Linked DNA regions of Mus musculus: region 2 is linked to region 1. A link is a loop called in an ENCODE intact Hi-C map of the cell type or tissue named here. Cell type or tissue: left cerebral cortex. All regions are shown on one strand. Each heading gives the region's core, and the rest is flanking DNA. Links, peaks and the distances in the headings are about the cores only. Region 1 has its middle 32 kb from the start of Vmn2r117. Region 2 overlaps Vmn2r114 (vomeronasal 2, receptor 114).

Region 1 (2,924 bases), core at 96-2,595:
TCCTGGTCGAAGAAGAAGGCCCAAAACAGGGCCTTTCTCAGAAGCTGTGTTGCTTTGGCAGTTCCCAGAAGCTGTCAGCTTCTGTGGTGCAGACTCTCACCTGTGCAGACTAAATTCCTAAGTTCCAGGGAGTCCTGGAACCAAGATGGCGACTGCTGCTCCTGAGGCTGAGTCCGCCTCCCGAGCCAGGCGGACACCTGTCCTCTCTTCTGGACGGTGGTCGGCTGTCTGCGGCCCGCCTAGGGTGCTGCCTCAGCGGCTCTGTGCTTCTGCCTGTCCCAGAAGCTGTCCGGTTCTCTGGCGCACCCTCTCACCTGTTCAGACTAATTTCCTAAGTTCCGCGGAGTCCCGGAACCCAGGTGGCGACCGCTGCTGCTGAGGCTGAGGCCGCCTCCCCCTCCTGTATTTTTTTTAAGTGAGTTATTAATTTCTTTCTTAAGCTCCTCTACCAGAATCATGAGATACAAATTCAAATCTGAATCTTGCTTTTCTGGTGTGTAGGGGTACCCAAGACTTGCTGAGGTTAGAGTGCTGGGCTCTGATAATGGTGAGTGGTCTTGGTTTCTGTTAGTAAGATTCTTACTTTTGCCTTTCACCAATTGGTAATCTCTGGTGTTAGTTGTTATACCTGTGTCTAGCTGGAGCTTTTACCTCCTGTGATTCTGTTAGCCTCTGTCAGCACTCCTGGGTGTCCAAGTCTCTCCTGAGTCTCAGTGGTCAGAGTACTCTCTGCAGGCCACCTCTCCTCTGGTGGGGAAGAAGCACAGGTGTCTGGAGCTCAGATCTGCTTCCTGGCTGAAGATGAGGCCCAGAACAGGGCCTGTCTCAGAAGCTATGTTTCTTCTGCAGTCCGCAGGCTCTCCTGCACATGCTGGTCTCTCCTGAAATAATTCTTGACCAAAAATCTACCAACAGATGTCAGCAACACAACTAAAATATTAGTCAATGTGCCCAAATAACTTCATTCTATGAATGCAAGTATGGCTCATCAAATGAATATAAGTTACATGTAAAACATCACACAATCAAACTTAAAGATAGAACTATATTTTATACAAAAACATGCAGAAAAAAGCTCTTAATGCAGTCTACCATCATTTCAGAATTTAAAAAAGAATAAACCAAATCTGACAATCTATGAGAATACTTGTTTCAATAAAGAAGACTTCTTTTTTTCTTTGTTTCTCTCTTTCTTTCTTTCTTTCTTTTCTTTTTTTTTGATTTTTTTTACATTTTAATTTCAAAACTACTGATGATATTGTACCACATGGACAGGAGAATCAAAGAATTTCAATTAAAATCAGAAGTGAGAACAAGATTTTGTAGTGGCAGGTGTCTTTCATCTACATCTCTGAATTAAGAGTCAGGAGTATCTCTCTGCATTTGTGGTCAGTCAGACTTTTGCATTGACTCTACTCAAACCTGGGCTGAAATATATACTATGCCTTAAATGAAGAGCAGGATGTGGACAAGGAAATGTATGTTAAGAACTCATCATAAAAATAGTCTTCATATTCTTAGTGGGAAAATGAATAATAAAAAATACAGTAAAAGAAGGAAAACCTTGTGCCCTGATCTATAAAGGAAGTTAAGTTCTACTAATACTGCAAAGGAATATGGCAACTCCGTACCTGCTAACCACAAATTCAGTAGGACTCATCATAGGCTGCTGTTGATGTGTTTCCTCTTAGTTTGTTAAGTTTTGCTGTCCTAATGTTGAGGTTATTTTGGTTATATGATATTTGAGGCCTTATTTCCCCTGTTTTGTATGTCCTTTACACCTAATTTGCTACAATTTGCGGTTATTAAGCAGTAATTATAAGCAAACTGAGGAGGAAAAGGTCGATTTGACTCATAGATTAAACTCAAGGGAAGAAATGGCATGGCCCTGGATAATGCAACTGAAACAGAGTCATTCAAGGAACTCTGCTTACTGGCTTGTTCTGTATGATTTCTAATGTATCACTGCCTACCGACAACTCTGCTCCCAATAGGCTTGCCACTCACACCTCAATTAACAATTTAGGGGGCTGGAGAGATGGCTCAGCAGTTAAGAGCACTGACTGCTCTTCCAAAGGTCCTGACTTCAAATCACAGCCACCACATGGTGGCTCACAACCATCCTTAACGAGATCTGATGCCCTCTTCTGGAGTGTCTGGAGATAGCTACAGTATACTTACATATAATAAATAAATAAGTCTTTAAAAATATTTAATATATGCTTCACATATATGATGACAGACTAGCCTGACAGAGATAATTTCTCAATTATGATTCTCTGTGCCTTTACACTGCATTATGTCTCTGGTGCCAAGAATTAACTAGAATAACCACCTTGAAACCTCTGTAGTGTTTTCACACAGGAGGCTTTCATGGTTTATTCTTGAATTCCAAATAGTTGGGAAACAAGTCAACTTTTACTCATTTTTTCAATATTGATATCTGTCCTCATAAAATGCACTAGGTAAAAATCTGCTAACTCTGTTGGTTTATATGAAATTAGTTTCTTAATGTCATACACAATTATAATATAATTATGGAAGAGTAAATAAAACTCCAGTTAGCAGTCTACTTTTCATTAGGTGCCAACTTCGGTGTGCAGTGCTGATTGTGGTCCTGGATCTAGAAAATTCAGGATGGACGGAATGGCAGCATGCTGTTTTCATTGCAAACCCTGTCCTGAAAATGAAATTTCTAACGAGACAAGTGAGTATTTCCTGCTAGAATAAGTTCTTCAAAAAAATTATCATCTTGCTTCAATATTGGAACAATGAAGTATTTTAAAATGAAGCTTAAAAGCAAAATACATCTCTGTCCTAAGTTAGTCGTTATAGGAATACAATGATTTAAAATGTACTTATTAAGAAAAAAAGTAGAAATTGTACTACATCTTTAATTTCTTGTAAATTCATAGTAAATGGCA
Region 2 (2,924 bases), core at 138-2,637, 150 kb after region 1:
AGTCTCAGTGGTCAGAGTACTCTCTGCAGGCCACCTCTCCTCTGAAGGGGAAGGAGCACAGATGTCTGGAGCTCAGATCTGCTTCCTGGCTGAAGATGAGGGCCCAAAACAGGACCTGTCCCAGAGGCTATGTTGCTTCTGCAGTCAGCAGGCTCTCCTGCACACCCTGGTCTCTGAGGGATCCAGTCTACAAGATGGCTCTCTCACCTGCTCTGGTGGTAAGTGCCCTCCCTGGTGGCCACCTCTCCTCTGGTGGGGAAGAAGCACAGGTGTCTGGAGCTCAGATCTGCTTCCTGGCTGAAGATGAGGCCCAGAACAGGGCCTGTCTCAGAAGCTATGTTTCTTCTGCAGTCCGCAGGCTCTCCTGCACATGCTGGTCTTTCCTGAAATAATTCTTGACCAAAAATCTACCAACAGATGTCAGCAACACAACTAAAATATTAGTCAATGTGCCCAAATAACTTCATTCTATGAATGCAAGTATGGCTCATCAAATGAATATAAGTTACATGTAAAATATCACACAATCAAACTTAAAGATAGAACTATATTTTATACAAAAACATGCAGAAAAAAGCTCTTAATGCAGTCTACCATCATTTCAGAATTTAAAAAAGAATAAGCCAAATCTGACAATCTATGAGAATACTTGTTTCAATAAAGAAGACTTCTTTCTTTGTTTCTTCCTTTCTTTCTTTCTCTCCTTTCTTTTTTTTAGATATTTTTTGTTTATATTTTTATTTCAAACTACTGATGATATTGTACCACATGGACAAGAGAATCAAAGAATTTCAATTAAAATCAGAAGTGAGAACAAGATTTTGTAGTGGCATGTGTCTTTCATCTACAACTTTGAATTAAGAGTCAGGAGTATCTCTCTGCATTTGTGGTCAGTCAGACTTTTGCATTGACTCTACTCAAACCTGGGCTGAAATGGATACTATGCATTAAATGAAGAGCAGGATGTGGACAAGGAAATGTATGTTCAGAACTCATCATAAAAATAGTCTTTAAATTCTTAGTGAGAAAATGAATACTAAAAAATACAGTAAAAGAAGGAAAACCTTATGCCCTGATCTATAAAGGAAGTTATGGTCTACTAATACTGCAAAGGAATATGGCAACTCCGTACCTGCTAACCACAAATGCAATAAGACTCATCATAGGCTGCTGTTGATGTGTTTCCTCTTAGTTTGTTAAGTTTTGCTGTTGTAATGTTGTTGAGGTTATTTTGGTTATATGATATTTGAGGCCTTATTTCCCCTGTTTTGTATGTCCTTTACTCCTAATTTGCTACAACTTGCTGTTATTAAACAGTAATTATAAGCAAACTGAGGAGGAAAAGGTCGATTTGACTCATAGGTTACACTCAAGGGAAGAAAAGGCATGGCCCTGGATAATGCAACTGAAACAGAGTCACTCAAGGAACTCTGCTTACTGGCTTGTTCTGTATGATTTCTAATGTACCACTGCCTACCGACAACTCTGCTCCCAATAGGCTTGCTACTCACACCTCAATTAACAATTTAGGGGGCTGGAGAGATGGCTCAGCAGTTTAGAGCACTGACTGCTCTTCCAAAGGTCCTGACTTCAAATCACAGCCACCACATAGTGGCTCACAACCATCCGTAACGAAATCTGACACCCTCTTCTGGAGCGTCTGAAGACAGCTACAGTATACTAACATATAATAAATAAATAAACCTTTAAAATATTTAATATATGCTTCACATATATGATGACAGACTAGCCTGACAGAGATAATTTCTCAATTATGATTCTCTATGCCTTTACGCTGCATTATGTGCTCAGGTGCCAAGAATTAACTAGAATAAACACCTTGAAACCTCTGTAGTGTTTTCACACAGGAGGCTTTCATGGTTTATTTTTGAATTTCAAATAGTTTGGAAACAAGTCAACTTTTCCTCATTTTTTCCATATCTTGATATCTGTCCTCATAAAATGCACTAGGAAAAAATCTGGTAACTCTGTTGGTTTATATGAAATTAGTTTCTTAATGTCACACACTAATATAATATAATTATGGAAGGGTAAATAAAACTCCAGTTAGCAGCATATGTTTACTTTTCATTAGATGCCAACTTCAGTGTGCAGTGCTGAATGTGGTCCTGGATCAAGAAAATTCAGGATGGACGGAATGGCAGCATGCTCTTTTCATTGCAAACCCTGTCCTGAAAATGAAATTTCTAACGAGACAAGTGAGTATTTCTTGGTAGAATAAGTTCTTCAAAAGGGTTATCATCTTGTTCCAATATTGGAACACTGAAGTAGTTTAAAATGAAAGCTTAAAAACAAAATACATTTCTGTCCTAAGTTAGTCATTATAGGAATACAATGATTTAAAATGTACTTATTAAGAAAAAAAGTAGAAATTGTCCTACATCTTTAATTCCTTGAAAATTCATAGTAAGTGGCACACTCTCAAATAGTTTTTTTTTCCATTTTTTATTAGGTATTTAACTCATTTACATTTCCAATGCTATACCAAAAGTCCCCCATATCCACCGACCCCCACTCCCCTGCCCGCCCACTCCCCCTTTTTGGCCCTGGTGTTCCCCTGTACTGGGGCATATAAAGTTTGCAAGTCCAATGGGCCTCTCTTTCCAGTGATGGCCGACTAGGCCATCTTTTGATATATATGCAGCTAGAGTCAAGAGCTCCGGGGTACTGGTTAGTTCATAATTTTGTTCCACCTATAGGGTTGCAGATCCCTTTAGCTCCTTGGCTACTTTCTCTAGCTCCTCCATTGGGAGCCCTATGATCCATCCATTAGCTGACTGTGAGCATCCACTTCTGTGTTTGCTAGGCCCCGGCATAGTCTCACAAGAGACAGCTACATCTGGGTCCTTTCAATAAAATCTTGCTAGTGTATGCAATGGTGTCAGCGTTTGGATGCTGATTAT

The links. Peaks named below come from ENCODE experiments on the same cell type or tissue, not always from the same donor. Only the 100,000 strongest peaks of a DNase experiment are listed, where the experiment ranks them.
Region 2: a loop joins it to region 1, with 9 times the contacts of the local background. A loop is called at or near these places in 8 of 42 quality-filtered maps.

The regions. Positions count from the first base shown.
Region 1 is chr17:23,445,825-23,448,748 of GRCm38, reverse strand. It overlaps the pseudogene Vmn2r-ps134. Among named protein-coding and RNA genes, the nearest start is that of Vmn2r117, 32 kb to the left of the region's middle. In left cerebral cortex, for the core only: no CTCF peak of the experiment used is centred there; no DNase peak of the experiment used is centred there.
Region 2 is chr17:23,296,160-23,299,083 of GRCm38, reverse strand. Vmn2r114 (vomeronasal 2, receptor 114) reads left to right here. Exons shown (of 6, transcript NM_001102584.1): 5 at 2,096-2,219. Among named protein-coding and RNA genes, the nearest start is that of Vmn2r114, 15 kb to the left of the region's middle. In left cerebral cortex, for the core only: no CTCF peak of the experiment used is centred there; no DNase peak of the experiment used is centred there.